Regions from separate parts of the Homo sapiens genome. Here region 1 is linked to region 2. Evidence: chromatin contacts called from ENCODE Hi-C data. All regions are on one chromosome and are shown on one strand. Each heading gives the region's core, a stretch centred on a gene start or an enhancer-like site at or near the end of the contact. The rest is flanking DNA. Distances are from core to core; before and after follow the strand shown.

The links. Hi-C counts contacts between places; a loop is a spot of excess contacts on that map. Pooled maps may share reads with other maps.
Region 1: a loop to region 2 is called in a map of B cell, with 11 times the contacts of the local background. The contact joins the promoter of AFG3L2 here to the promoter of PPP4R1 in region 2. A Hi-C loop is called at or near these places in 3 of 168 maps with a recorded cell type or tissue (B cell, CD4-positive, alpha-beta memory T cell and CD8-positive, alpha-beta T cell) and 7 of 50 pooled maps.

Annotation. Positions count from the first base shown.
Region 1 is chr18:12,373,933-12,381,153 of GRCh38, reverse strand. It overlaps AFG3L2 (AFG3 like matrix AAA peptidase subunit 2), which reads left to right and starts at 3,927. Exons shown (of 17, transcript NM_006796.3): 1 at 3,927-4,185. The coding sequence starts at 4,072. RefSeq lists enhancers at 2,629-3,158, 3,159-3,690 and a silencer at 3,463-4,362.
Region 2 is chr18:9,608,865-9,615,808 of GRCh38, reverse strand. PPP4R1 (protein phosphatase 4 regulatory subunit 1) reads left to right here and starts at 1,250. Exons shown (of 20, transcript NM_001042388.3): 1 at 1,250-1,331; 2 at 1,539-1,583. The coding sequence starts at 1,325. It overlaps PPP4R1-AS1 (PPP4R1 antisense RNA 1), which reads right to left and starts at 1,002. Exons shown (of 3, transcript NR_110773.1): 1 at 795-1,002. RefSeq lists silencers at 554-1,063, 1,164-1,433, 1,534-1,783 and an enhancer at 2,054-2,133.

The sequences.
Region 1 (7,221 bases), core at 2,678-5,177, 2.8 Mb before region 2:
GGCTAATTTTGTATTTTTAGTAGAGATGGGGTTTCTCCATGTTGGTCAGGCTGGTCTTGAACTCCCGACCTCAGGTGATCTGCCAGCTTGGCCCCCTGAAGTGCTGGGATTACAGGCGTGCTTCTACTTTCTTATCCCTAAGTACCATCTTACCTGTGGGTTTTTTGGTAAAAATTATTTATCCAGTTGAGTAAGTTCCCCTCTATTCGTTAGTTTACAGAGAGTTTTAATCATGCATGGGTGTTGGAGTTTGTTAAATGCTTTTTTTTGTTGCATCTATTGATCATGCGATTTTTCTTCTTTAGCCTATTGATTTGATGGATTACATTCATTGATTTTCTGATGTGGAACAAGCCTTTCATATCTGGGATAAATCCCACTGGTTGTGGTATATAGCTCTTTTTATACATTGTTTGATTTGATTTGCTAATATTTTGTTGAGAATTGTTGCAACTATATTCATGGAAGATATAGGCTTATAGTGTTTTGTTTTGTAGTTTGTTTTTCAGTAATGTCTTTGTCTGGTTTTAATATTAGGGTAATGGCCTCATAGAAAGAATTGAGAAGTACTTCCCCATGTTAATTTTCTGGAAGAACTTCTTTAGAATTGGTATTATTTCTTCCTTAAATGTTTGGTAGAATTTCTTAGTTAAGCCATCCAGGCCTGGGGTCTCCTTCATGGAAAGGTTTTGTTTTGTTTTTGTTTTTTTGAGATGGAGTTTTGCTCTTGTTGCCCAGGCTGAGTGCAATGGTGCTAACTCCACTCACCGCAACCTCTGCCTCCTGGGTTCAAACGATTCTCCTGCCTCAGCCTCCCAAGTAGCTGGGATTACAGACGTGTGCCACCACGGCTGGCTAATTTTGTATTTTTAGTAGAGACGGGTTTTCTCCATGTTGGTCAGGCTGGTCTTGAACTCCTGACCTCTGGTGATCAGCCTGCCTTGGCCTCCCAAAGCACTGGGATTACAGGCGTGAGCCACCACGCCCAACCCATGGAAACGTTTTTAACTACAAATTCAATTTATTTAATAGATGTAGGACTTTTTGTGTTGTCTTAAAAGTGAGCTTTGGTAACTTGTATTTCACAAGGAATTTGTATAGTTCATTGTTCAAATTCATTGGCGTATATTCTATTTTCATTTTAATATATGTAGAATGTGAAGTCATGTCAACTTTCTCATTCTTGGTATTGGTAATTTGTGTCTTTTTTTTTTTTTTTTGAGATGGAGTCTCGCATTCCAGGCTAGAGTGCAGTGGCGCGATCTTGGCTCACTGCAATCTCTGACTCCCAGGTTCAAGTTATTCTCCTATCTCAGCCTCCCGAATAGCTGGGACTACAGGTGCTTGCCACCATGCCCGGCTAATTTTTGTATTTTTTTTTTTTTTAGTAGAGATGGGGTTTCTTTGTTCCTTTTTTTTTTTTTTTTTGAGATGGAATCTCGCTCTGTCACCCAGGCTGGAGTGCAGTGACACAATCTTGGCTCACTGCAACCTCCGCCTCCTGGGTTCAAGCGATTCTTCTGCTTCTGCCTCAGCCTCCTGAGTACCTGGGACTACAGGCGCACGCCACCACACCCAGCTAATTTTTGTATTTTTAGTAGAGACGGGGTTTCACCATATTGGCCAGGCTGGTATTGAACTCCTGAACTCGTGATCCGCCCACCTCAGCCTCCCAAAGTGCTGGGATTACAGGCGTGAGCCACCTTGCCCGGCCTCTCTCTCTCTTACTTTCTTTCTCTTTCTTTCTCTCTCTCTCTCTCCTTTCTTTCTCTCACTCTCTTTCCTTCCTTGTTTCTTTTTCTTTCTTTTTTTGGCCTGCTTGCTGGTCTCAAACTCCTGACCTCAGGTGATCTGCCTGCCTTGGCCTCCCAAAGTGTTGGGATTACAGGCATGAGCCACCGTGCTGGGCCAATTTGTGTCATTTTCTTTTTTCCTGATTGCTCTGACTATTGATCTTCTCAAAGAACACACTTTGATTTCATTCATTTCTCTATGTCTTTTAGTTTTTAATTTTATTGATTTTTACTTTTATCTTCTTTCTGTTCTTTGGTTTTACTTCATTTTCTGTCTAGTTTTTTCTTTTTTGAAGCCGAGGTCTTTGTTTTGCCCAGGCTTGTCTGGAACTCTTGGGCTCAAGTGATCCTCTCACCTCAGCCTATTTCTGATACTGATTTCTAATTTAATTTCATTGTGGATAGAAAATATGTTTTATATGACTTGACTCCTCTTAATATTTTTATGGCCTACAATATGGTTTATTTTGATAAGTGCTCTGTGAAAACTTGAAAATAATGTGTATTCTGTTGTTATGAGTAGTTTTCTATAAATGTCTATTTGATTTAGTTGGTTGTGTTTAAGTCTTCTATATACTTACTATTTTCCTGTCTAATTGTTCTGTCAATTATCAAAAGAAGGATTTGAAATCTCCAAATATAATTGGAAGTTGTGGTTCTGTCAGTCTTTGCTCCATGTATTTTAAGCTTCTGTTAATGGGAACAAAGATGTTTAGGGTTGTTATGTCCTACTGATGAACTGACCCCTTTATAATAATAATAATAATAATAATAATAATAATAATAATTCTCTTGGCCAGATGTGGGTGGCTCACATCTGTAATCCCAGCACTTTGGGAGGCTGAGTCAGGAGGATTGCTTAAAGCCAGGAGTTTGAGACTAGCCTGGGCAACAAAGTGAGACTTCAACTCTACACAAAATAAAAAAAGTCGAGTGTGGTCGAGCGTGTGTGGTCCCAGCTACTTGGGAGGCTGAGGCAGGAGGATCCCTTGAGCCCAGGAGTTAGAGGCTGCAGTGAGCTACGATTGCACCATGGCATTCCAGCCTAAGTGACAGACTGAGACCCTGTCTCTGGAAAAGAAACCCGATCCTCTTCATCCTTAGTGATATTCTTTTCCCTGCAATTAATTTTCTTTGGAATTTCCTTGCCCTAAAATCTATTTGTCTACTCAGTTTTCTTTTGTGTGAGCATGGTATGATGGTGTATCTGGTATATCTTTTTGTTATTGTTTTACTGCCACTGGGGTAATCACAGGACTCACCTGGTTTTGTCTCCTGTCTCTCAAGGATTACTGTCCTTTGCCTGAGGTCCAGCGTCGCCAGCCTGGGCGACAGAGCGAGAGCCCGTCTCAGAAAAACCCCCAAGTCCCCCACCTCAGTTCAAAGACCTCTCCTTTTTCCTCCGCTGTCACGGTACAGGAAACAATGTGTAGTTTCCACTACCTGGAAGACTCGACTTGCTCTCCGAGAACCAGTTCCCCGACAGGGTTCCTAGAGCGCAGGCTGCACGGCACAGCCCCAACATTCCCTGCTGCTTGTGAATCTTCGCATCGCCCTCCCAGGGGTCAGGAATGTGTGCTTCGGTGTCTCCAGAGCCTAGCACCACCCCATGACTCAGCTGGCGCTCGGAGGGTCCTTCCATCTGCCGCCGCTGGGGCCTTCGCTACTTCCCCCTCGCTCCTACTGGCTGGCCCACCCGGCTGCCCAGGCTCGGAAGCCCAGGATCCCAGTCACGCGTCTCCCCTTAGTCCCCGCCTCCAGCCACGCCCCCCACACCCCTCCGTCGGCCCCGCCTCCAGCTCCTGCTCGCTCTCCTAGTCCTTCCTCGGCCCCACCTCCAGCCACGCCCCCCACGTGCGCCATCAGCCCCGCCCCCAGCTCTCGCTCGCCCTCCCGAGTCCTCCCTCGGCCCGGTCCCCGCCTCTAGCTCCCCCTTGCCCTCCAGGGTCCTTCTCGGCCCCGCCTCCTGCCGCGCCCCCAACGCTGCTCCGTCGGCCCCCGCCTCCGGTCCCGCCCCCATGCTCCTCCCATTTGGTCCTGTCTTCTGCACTGGCGGAGGTCGCGGCGGGCCTCGGAGAGGAGACGCCGACGTCAGCGCGCCGGGGCGGGGCTGGCGGCAGGAGACGCCGCGTTGAGAGCTTGGGCTCCTCCGTGAGCCGCCGGCGCGCTTCGCTGCCTGGCGGCCTTTCCCCGAGCCGAGCCCGCTTCCCGAGGCCGCCAGTCGTCGCCTGCCCGCGCCTGCGCAGCGTCCCGGGCCGAGAGGGCCACGGCGGCGGCCATGGCGCACCGCTGTTTGCGGCTGTGGGGCCGGGGCGGCTGCTGGCCCCGCGGCCTACAGCAGCTCCTCGTGCCTGGCGGCGTGGGCCCGGGCGAGCAGCCCTGCCTCCGGACGGTGAGTCCTACCTGGGCGCCCGGCGCCCTCCACCCTGCCTCGGGCCCACTTCCGGCTCGGGAGAGCGGACGTCAAGGTCACTGGCCCCCGCCCTCCGGCCGCACGCGGGCCGTCCCTGCCGAGGGCCTGGGCGCCCTGCGCTGTCTCTCAGCCGGCCCCGGGAGCGCCGATTCGCGCTCAGCCCTGCCTGTGGGATTCAAGTTTTGAAAACGCGCAGCTTCAGTAGAGCCGGGTTTTCGCGCTTCACCGGGGCGGTTGAAGCCTCGAAGGTCATGTTGGCTTGGTGGCCGTCCTTGTCCCCGCTTTCGTGTCCCCGGAGCACGGAACGAAGGCGTCTGTAATTTTGAGTCAGCAGCACGAGCACGATGTAGTCGCAAGGACGGGTTTTGGAGTCGGGCTGCCTAACCTCTCCGAGTCTCCGTGTTCCCGTCTGTTGAATGGGGCCATTGCGGGCATTCCAGGACTGGCAGTATTAGCTATTATTATTAAGAATGTCACCTTTTCATAGCAGGGACTCTGTGTTCGTTGCATATCAGGGCCTGCTCTCAGCAGGAGGCTCTTTCTCTGTTGGTAGCCATCCCTCTAGATACACACACGGGACCTGATACGTGTTTCTGACATAATGATAGAGTGTTGACAGAACCATGGCCGTGATCAGTCTCAATGAAAGGTTCACGTGTCGAATAGTCGCTCTCACTGTTTAAGTGACACGGTTCCTCAGCCTTGCACTGGTGTACGGGTGGTGGTTGAGGTCCCCGGGTCGGCCACGGGAACCTGGCTTGGCCTCCTGCTATCCCAGCGCCCTTGTAGTCAGCTCAACGTCTTCACTGTAAGGGGAGATAGGCTAGTGCCGGGGCTCACGCCTGCGATCCCAGCACTTAGGGAGGCCGAGGCGGGAGAATCGCTTGACTCCAGGAGTTGGAAACCAGCTTGGGTAGGGTAGCAGACCCTCCGATCTACGATTTTTATTTTTATTTTTATTTTTTAAGAGACGGGGTTTTGCTTCTTCGCCCAGGCCGGAGTGCAGCGGCGCAAACACAGCTCACTGCAGCCCCAAACTCAAGCGATCCTCCCGCCTCAGCCTCCGGAGTATCTGGGACTACAGCACCGTGGTTGATTTTTAAAAAGTTTCTGGAGAGGCCAGGCGCGGTAGCTCACGGCTGTAATCCCAGCAGGCGGGTGGATCACGAGGTCAGAAAATCGAGATCATCCTGGCTAACACGGTGAAACCCCATCTCTACTAAAAATACAAAAAATTAGCCGGGCGTGGTGGCGGGCGCCTGTAGTCCCAGCTGCTCGGGAGACTGAGGCAGGGGAATGGCGTGAACCTGGGCGGTGGAGCTGGCAGTGAGCCAAGAGCGGGCCACTGCACTCTAGCCTGGGCGACAGAGCGAGACTCCGTCCCAAAAGATAGGGTTCACCATCTTGCCCAGTTGCCCAGGCTGGCCTGGAACTCCAGGACCCAGGCGATCCTCCCGCCTCCTCCTCTCAAAGTGTTGGAATTACAGACCTGAGCCACAGCTCCTGGCCTCTACAAATTGTTTTTTTTTTTTTTTTCTTACCTGGGCTCAGTGACTTATGACTATAGTCCCAGCAACTCGGGGGGCCAAGGCGGGTTGCTTGGCGCGGGAGGTTGAGGCTCCAGTGAGTTTTGATTGCATTGCTGTACTCCAGCGTGGGTGACGGACTCTGTCTCCTAAAAAAAAAAAGAGCGGGGGTGGGGAGGGGGAATAATAGTGCCTGCATTCATGATTTTTACTCCTTGAGGCTCCCTTGCCAGTCTTAAATCAATTTCTTCGCCATGGTCACGCCACGCTGCCGTGTGGTAGGTCCTTTTTCGGTTTCCTGTATCCATTTCCCTGTTTTACCAAGCTCTGATCCCTTTTCTTTTCTTTTCTTTTTTTTTTTTTTTTGAGACAGGGTCTCGCTCTGTCGCCCAGACTGGAGTGCAGTGGTGTGATTTTGGGTCACTGCAACCTTCGCCTCCAGGGTTCAAGCAATTCTCCTGCCTCAGCCTCCCGAGTAGCTGGGATTACAGGCGCCCGCCACTACGCCTGGCTAAATTTTGTATTTTTAGTAGAGATGGTGTTTCACCTTGTTGGCCAGGCTGGTCTCAAACTCCTGGCCTCAAGCAATCCATTTGGCCTCCCAAAGTGCTAGTATTACAGACGTGAGCCACCTTGCCCGGCCTGACTGCTTTTCTTTTGCTGCTCATGAATATTGGATTCAGACATACAGTTCCAGGTGGGGATCTGCATTGTGAGTTTGCAGTTTTATGTCAGAAGTGTTACCCAAAGGCTTTCCTTTTGAGTGACACTATTGTCCCTGTATCACTCAGATGCTGATGTATAAGGAAGTCCTCTGTGCTGACAGCTGTAGCTGATTGATTTGCGGAGGGTGTGGGGGTTCGCGGTCCTGATACATACTCTTTGGTACTCTCTGAAGATTTGCCTAGTGACACCTGGGCATTACTGTGCTGTGAGGGAGTCTGATAGGACAGGTTTTCCTTTATGTTCCTGCTACCCTTAAAGATCAGAGACAGAAGTACTGCTTTCACGGTGAGGAAGAGATTCTGATGTGTTGAGAGATGAGTTCTCAGGTGTGATGCCCAGAGGAATAAGACTGATGATAAAGCAACTGAAAAGTGCTCCTGTTGTCAAACATAAAGGCTAATTCTCCAAAATGCGGTGCTCTCAACTTAAATTTTGTGAATTAGTATCTCTTACATTATTCTTTGAATGCTAGACATGCAGATCTTGGATTACATATGCAGAGGAGAAGAAGTTTCATTGATGATTTCTTCATAGAACACAACCTCAGTGTTAAATTCAGTCACGGATTATTGCTAGGGATATTCCATGTCAACACAATTTGAAAATAGAGCCTAAAAAGGGCTTTTCTGTCAATATTTATGGAGCGCATACAGTGCCCTGTTCTGTACTAAACTTTATGGTGATATAAAGACTTGCTTTATATGGTACTATGGTTTGAGTTTGGCCTCACCAAAACTCATGTTGAAATTTGTTCCCCATCGTG
Region 2 (6,944 bases), core at 1-2,500:
CAACACATTGTCCTTGGTCAAGACTACAACGTAGAAAGGAACAAGCTAATTAACTACTTAGAATTCCCTCTCCTAAGAGACCACATCGCCAAAGTGGCACCATGACACAGCTTGGTGTTTTGTTGGTCACTTTAGGAGAACACCATTTTGGAGGCCTTGGGTGGAGCTGGAGATAGAGCCATGGAGGTAGAATCGTGTCGGAAAACCTGGGTTTAGCCCCATTTTGTACTTGGGCGTTTGAGCTAATCGCTTAAGTCACGTAAAACAACAAGACTAATAAAGTCTGGGATACAGACTTTAACACCTCAAGTGCTGCCAAAAGTATTTAGAAGACAAAGCGAATCATAGGCACCCTTCACCGAGCACCTCCTAGACATCAAGAACCATGCTAGGTTCCCTACATTCTTCATTTAATGCCAATAACCCCACGAGGCAGTTATCACCTTCATTCTACAAATGGGCCCCACTCCTACCAATTAACTGGCTGAATCAGGATCTGACCCCGGGCCTGCCAACGCTCCCGCTGGTGGATTGCCCGCCTTGTCAGCTCGAGTTGGCAGGACGTGGGAGTAAAAACCCGGCGCCCCAGCCTTCACCGTGCTGCACGAGGAAGCTGGCTAGGCAGGCATGACTTTGTCAGTCAACCATCCCGCAGCCGGGCCCTGGGCTTTGTTAGCAGCCACTTGGCGAGGGCCCCGGGCGGGTGGGGAGGCGGCGCTTCCTCCAAGAGGAGGTGGGACCCCGGCCCCGACGACCTCGGAGCCGCCCCCGGCCCCGGATCGCCGACGACGTACGTGCAGGCCTGGGGATGGGGCGCTGGCTGCGAGCGGCGCGCCCGCCGAGATGGCTGCGGCTGGCAGGGCGGTGGGCGAGGCCGGTGACCCAATAAAGCGGCCGGGCCGCGGGAGGCCCCGCCCGGCCGGGTTCCGGCACTCGCCGCAGGGTCCCGGCCGGCGGCAGGTTGCGCGCCCCCGTCCGCAGCGCTCGGCGTGAGGGCGGCTCGGGAGGAGGGTGTGAGCGCGCGTCGCCGGGCCGGGACCCGGCAAGCAGCGGGAAAGGCGGGAGGCGGGAGCGCCGGTCGCCCGGGAGCCGCGCGGAGGGGCAGGCGGGGCGGGGCGGGGCGCGGCCGGGGGCCCGGGCGGCCGGGAGCCGCGCCGCCCGCGGCAGGCCCGGGCCCTCGGCCCGCCCCGCGCGCGCGCCCCCGCCAGCCCGGCCCTCCTCCTCCCCGCCGCCCCTCCCGCGCGCGTCCACCGGCTCCCCGGCTCGCGCCGCTCCATGTAGCCCCGGCTCCCCGGGCGGCCGCGGAGGAGGGGGCGACCACAAGATGGCGGGTACGTGGCCCCCTGTTCTCCGGGCGGCGGCGGCTCCTCGAGCCCACCCGCCCTCCGCCGCAGCCCTGAGTGGCTGCCGGGCCGGGGCCGGCGTGGGGTCCCGGCGCGGGAAGGCGCCCCCGGGGCGGGGGGGAGGCGGGCGGGGGGGGGGCGTCGCGCCGGGCCCCGGGGCGCTGACCGGGCCTTTCTTCTCTCCCCTCGGCGCAGACCTCTCGCTGCTTCAGGAGGACCTGCAGGAGGACGCAGACGGATGTGAGTGGCCCGGCCTCGCGGTGGCCTGGCAGTCCGCGGGGAGCGGCCGGGGAGGGCGGGCGGCGGCGAGGCCTGGGCCGGGCCCTGGCTGGCTGAGGGGACGGTGGGCGAGGGCGGCCCCAGGCGGGCTGGGGTGGCGATCGGGGGGGAAAATCTCGCGTCCGTGAGGAAACGGCGCGCCCAGGTTCCGCTGGGGGAGGGAGACGCCCGGAGTAACGCCCAAGTTCGCTTTCCGCCCTTCGCTCTCTTCTCCCGGCGCCCCCGAATCGCCTGCGGGCTCAGCAGTGGCGCGGCTGTTTTGGAAGGAGAAGCGGTGGGGCAGGATTTGAAGTGGGGTTTGGGTGTGTTTCTGCCCCTGGTGTCCCCTTCCCCCGTCACTCTAGGAAGGAAGAGGCTCGCGCGGGAGGTGTGTTTCCTTAGAGTCGCTCTTCCAGGAGCGCCCGGGGGTCAGCCTGGGCCCCGGCTAGCCGTCTGGGCTCCCCGACCCGGTTTTGGATTGTTTGAGGATGACATACCTGTCATTTTACTTTGGCTGGTAGCAGTTTTCAGATGCTCCCGATTTGATTAGTGGATTACGAGAAGGTTAGAAGGTGTGGCCTCCGCAGGAATTACTAGGTTTGGAGAGCATATTTCTTTAATGCGGATGTTCAGAAATCACCCAGCCCTCCTTCAGTGTTAACAGTGCAGCTTTCCTTTGAGGTACTGAAGTTTTTAAAGAGTTGACGCTTTTATTTTTAAAAAGACAAAGTTTCTGACATTTCCTGATGGCGACGGAATTGATATTTAGAAAGGAATTTTTCGTCTTATATGTACTTTTCTAAGCCTCAGAAAATAATTTGGGTCACGATAGAAAAGACAAAAGAGTTAAGCAGGTTTGTATTGAAAGAAGTGACAAATTGCAGTTAACTTAAAATAGTTTCTATTCTTGCTAATCTTCCAAAATAGCGACCCATCAAAAAATCAATAGGTTTTGAGATGCATTTTAAAAATGCAGAGTGTGCAAAATATATAAGCGAAGATCATGGGATACATAAGGGACCAAGAAATTGTTCTGAGTTGAGATGATAACCATAGTAGGATTGTGGTCTGTTTAGTGGAAAGCCTACCGGATGCTGAGATTGACTGTCTAGTACCTGTATAAGTAATTTCAGAGATGGCTGCAGTTTGAAATTACTCTTTTAAATACTCTGTAGTTAATCCTTAGCATTGTCTAATGTGGTTCCCTTACTCAGAGTAAACTTAATTTTTAGATTCCTGGTTGTTTTGAGTAAAGTAAGGGGGATTTACTATTTAGATGGATTATCTGAAACGAGTAATTTATCTTTAAAGTAAATGAACCACATCCAAACTTTTGCTAAGTCTGTGTTTTTAGTGAGGTGGCTCAAAACAGCTCTCTTAAAGGGAGCAGTACTCATGTAGTGAAGGGCAGCTTTAACATTTTATTTAATGTTTACCTTAAGCCACTTATCTGCCTAATAGTAAGTTTGAGATATTATTTAAGGCATCTGTTGATTTCAGATCTCTTGCCAGGTTAGGATTGGAGAAATGGCCCTGATTATGTTACCTCGAGGAGGGCTTTTTATATTTATGTTCGACTTCGTAAATAGAAGATTCATTTATTCAGCAAGTATTTATGACTGGAGCAAAAACTTCTCACTCCTGAAGGATGAAATGCAGTCTCAGTTTCTTCCTTAGCCCCCAAGAAGCACAGTGTAGAGGGGAAGGCATACCTGTGAAAAATTCAACCATGAGTTTCAACACTCTGCCAGGTACTGGGGATGGAGCTTTGAGAAAGATGGGCACAACCCATGCCCTCTAGTGGTTTACAAGCAGTTTTGAATCTAGGTGTACAGTACAGTATTACAGTTACCACTGGAGCCAGGCTGCTCTGTTTGTCTTAGCAGTGTCTTTTTGGGCAGACTTGGGCAACTCACTTAACCTCCCTATGCCTCAGTTTTGTCATTTGTAAGTAGGCATAAGAAATATTACCTACTTCATAGAGTTGTTCAAGGCTGTACATGAGTTAGTGCCTCTGAAGCACTTGGAACAATTCCTGGTAAACAGCGATGATTATGATTATGTTTGCTGTTATGAGAAAAGAGCAAGGGAAGCTTAAAAGAAGAGCAGAGAAGGAAACACTGATGTTGAACCTTACAGAATGAAGGTACTTAAAGATGCTGCCAATGCTCGCAACTAAATTTTTTTTTTTTTTGAGATGGAGTTTCACTCTTGTTGCCCAGGCTGGAGTGCAAAATGGCGCGATCTCGGCTCACCGCAACCTCTGCCTCCCGGGTTCAAGTGATTCTCCTGCCTCAGCCTCCCAAGTAACTGGGATTACAGGCGTGTGCCACCACGCCTGGCTAATTTTGTACTTTTAGTAGAGACGGGGTTTCTCCATGTTGATCAGGCTGGTCTCGAACTCCCGACCTCAGGTGATCCACCTGCCTTGGCCTCCCAAAGTGCTGGGATTACAGGCGTGAGCCACTGCGCCCGGCTGCAACTAACTTTTTAAAGATTCTGTTTCCTGTGCATTTTAATTTAGGATAAAACAGACATTGAAGGCACAATAGTTATTTGCATATTCATAATTTGGTTGAAGGCTTTGTTAGAGTAATTGCTTATTTTTCTCAGTTACTAAAGTTTTTACAGGTGATACCTTTACCCAGAATATTCAGGAACAAAGGACTTTTGGACATATGGCCAGTTGAAGGACCACTTCCCATCTCTTGTGAAGGGAGAAAGAATGAGGGGGAACACTGGGCCATGGTGCCTCCTTAGAGAGCAAGATGGTTGGTAAAGGACTGAGACAGCTGTCACATCCTGGAGAAGCTGGAGAAGGTAGAGGACCCAAAGGTAGAGGAACGGAGCTTGGGCTGCCCTTATAACACGGTTGTTATCTCGTGAGCCTGAGTTTCTCTGTCTATGGTAAAACTCCAGAGTATGGAGCCCAACCTCCAGAGTAGTTGTAAACAAGTCCTACTACTTCAGCCAAGCTAGGTGTAAGTTGGCCCTTGGGATGGGAAGAAATTGTTTTCTGGTCAAGCTCTAGAATCTTGGTTGACCTTCCTAAATGCAGAACCTGGACTATGAGGGAAGAGACAGTAAGTTCTGTTGTGCAGATGATCTAGGAAAGGACCTAGCTGGAGTCTAGGACTTGAAAGAGGGGCATTGCCAGACATTGCTAAGAGTCTCAGGTCTTTCGATTTGATTTGTTTTAATCCCGTCTCTGTACAGAGGCACAGAGTCGGGGAAAAGGTTGGTCAAAGACTGACTTGACTGATAACCTTTGGAGGAAAAAAAATCCTAATGAGGGAAAAATGGATGGTATTTGTGTGTGTGTGTGTGTGTGTGTGTGTGTACACATAATTTCATTGAAGGAGTTTCATTAGAACTTAAACTTTTATCAAGTAACTTATAAAGGTAAGTAAATGAAATCATTATCAGGTACTCTTAAATTTAGGAGAATAGGCTGGGTGCAGTGGCTCATGCCTGTAATCCCAGCACTTTGGGAGGCCGAGGTGGGCGGATCACGAGGTCAGGAGATCGAGACCATCCTGGCCAACATGGTGAAATGTCTACTGAAATACAAAAAAAAATTAACTGGGCGTGGTGGCGTGCACCTGTAGTCGCAGCTGCTCAGGAGGCTGAGGCAGGGGAGTTGCTTGAACCCAGGAGGTAGAGGTTGCAGTGAGCCAAGATTGTGCTACTGCACTCCAGCCTGGCGACAGAGCAAGACTCCGTCTCAAAAAAAAAAAGTTTAGGAGAATAATGCAATAAAAACCATATGTATTTAAGTTTAAAAGTGAAACTTTCAGTACTGTATCATGAAATACTTTGAATTTCAAATTGAAAGCAAACCAGTGACTCCATTTGAACATAGGTTATCTCAGCAGATTTCAGAGTTGGGTAAACCCTTTTTAACTTTTTATATTTAATTATGTTCCTTAAATAATGGGAGACAATACAAAATTGTAGATGTTTAGAAAAAATTATTTCAGATTTCTGTTTTAGTTTCCAAAGATGCAATTTTGATTCACATTTAAGTTGGTAGATTCCTAAAATGAAATGAGACTAAGATACGGTTAAGATTTGATGAGCCAATGCTTGTAAAAATAATTTCATTGAAGGAGTTTCATTAGAACTTAAGCTTTTATCAAAGTAATATGTTGAAGAATGTTATTTTTAAAGAATGGCTATGTAACGCTTAGTTTACAGTGCCTTTCATACACAGGTTATTCTTCACAGCAGTCCTGTGATGTGTAGGCTGTGGTATTCTAATACTAATAAGTAAGTTGACTAATGCCCAAAGGGACTAAAGAAACAAAACTCCTAAGTTTAGACGGAATTTTAAGCTAGGCCTTCTGATTCTAAATATCATATTTTGAATATTTTCTTAAATGGCCCAGTTTAAAATATTGATCAACCCAAACTTGTACAGGCAATTTCTTTGAACTCGTTCTTAAAGTACCCTTGAAAATTAATCTGGGATGCTGCATGTGGTTTAGTTTACACCTGGAGAATGATAGAGAGGATGGAGCTTGGGTATAAGACAGCTTATTTAGTCGTTAACTTTTATCTCAGCTGTAACTAAGTATGACGTTGAAAAGTTTTTGAAGCTATGTTATTGAGTATGCCATACAACAGACTTTTTTCATATTTAAGTTTTGGAATCCTTTTACATTATGCTGTTTTTCGGGTTTAAGGGCGGTGTTGAAGTAGAGTGAAGGATGGGTCCAGAACTAACTGAGGGTAACCGCCTAGACCGCACTCTGTGCAGAATCTTCAGGCCTTCCTACCATGTTTCAAAACCAGTTCTGATAAGCTTAGAGTCCTTGCTTCCGGTGGGAGGTGAGGAGCAAAATATTGGGGCTGTATCTGGTAGTGGCCAGGGAATCATTCAGAAACCTTTGGAAGGTGCCCTTGAACGTGAATCATATTTAGGAGTATTGTTAAATAGGGATTTGGGAGGGTGAGTCGTGAGACCTGGTAGCCTGTTTTGACTGCTGCCAACAAGCCTGGATGGAGAGATCTTTATTTAGAGATAATATCATTGATATCTTAGAAAAGAGTGCTTTTAAAATGGTTTCAGTGGTACCCACATGTGTGTTGGATCAATTAATGATACCTCTGCTAACAACTTCCCACATAAAATTGAAAGAGAGAGAGAGAGAGACAGAGAGAAAAACCCCTTTGTAAATATGCTTGGGCCTGTAGCTACACGATCCACTGCCCTCCCCCCTCCAAAAAATAAAAAACCAAGACACCTAAATGCATACTTTTTGTTTGTTCCTGCCTGTGAAAGATAAATAGACCTCAGGAGGTAAAGTTCAGAAGTCTGCTGCCACATTTGTTTGATCTCTG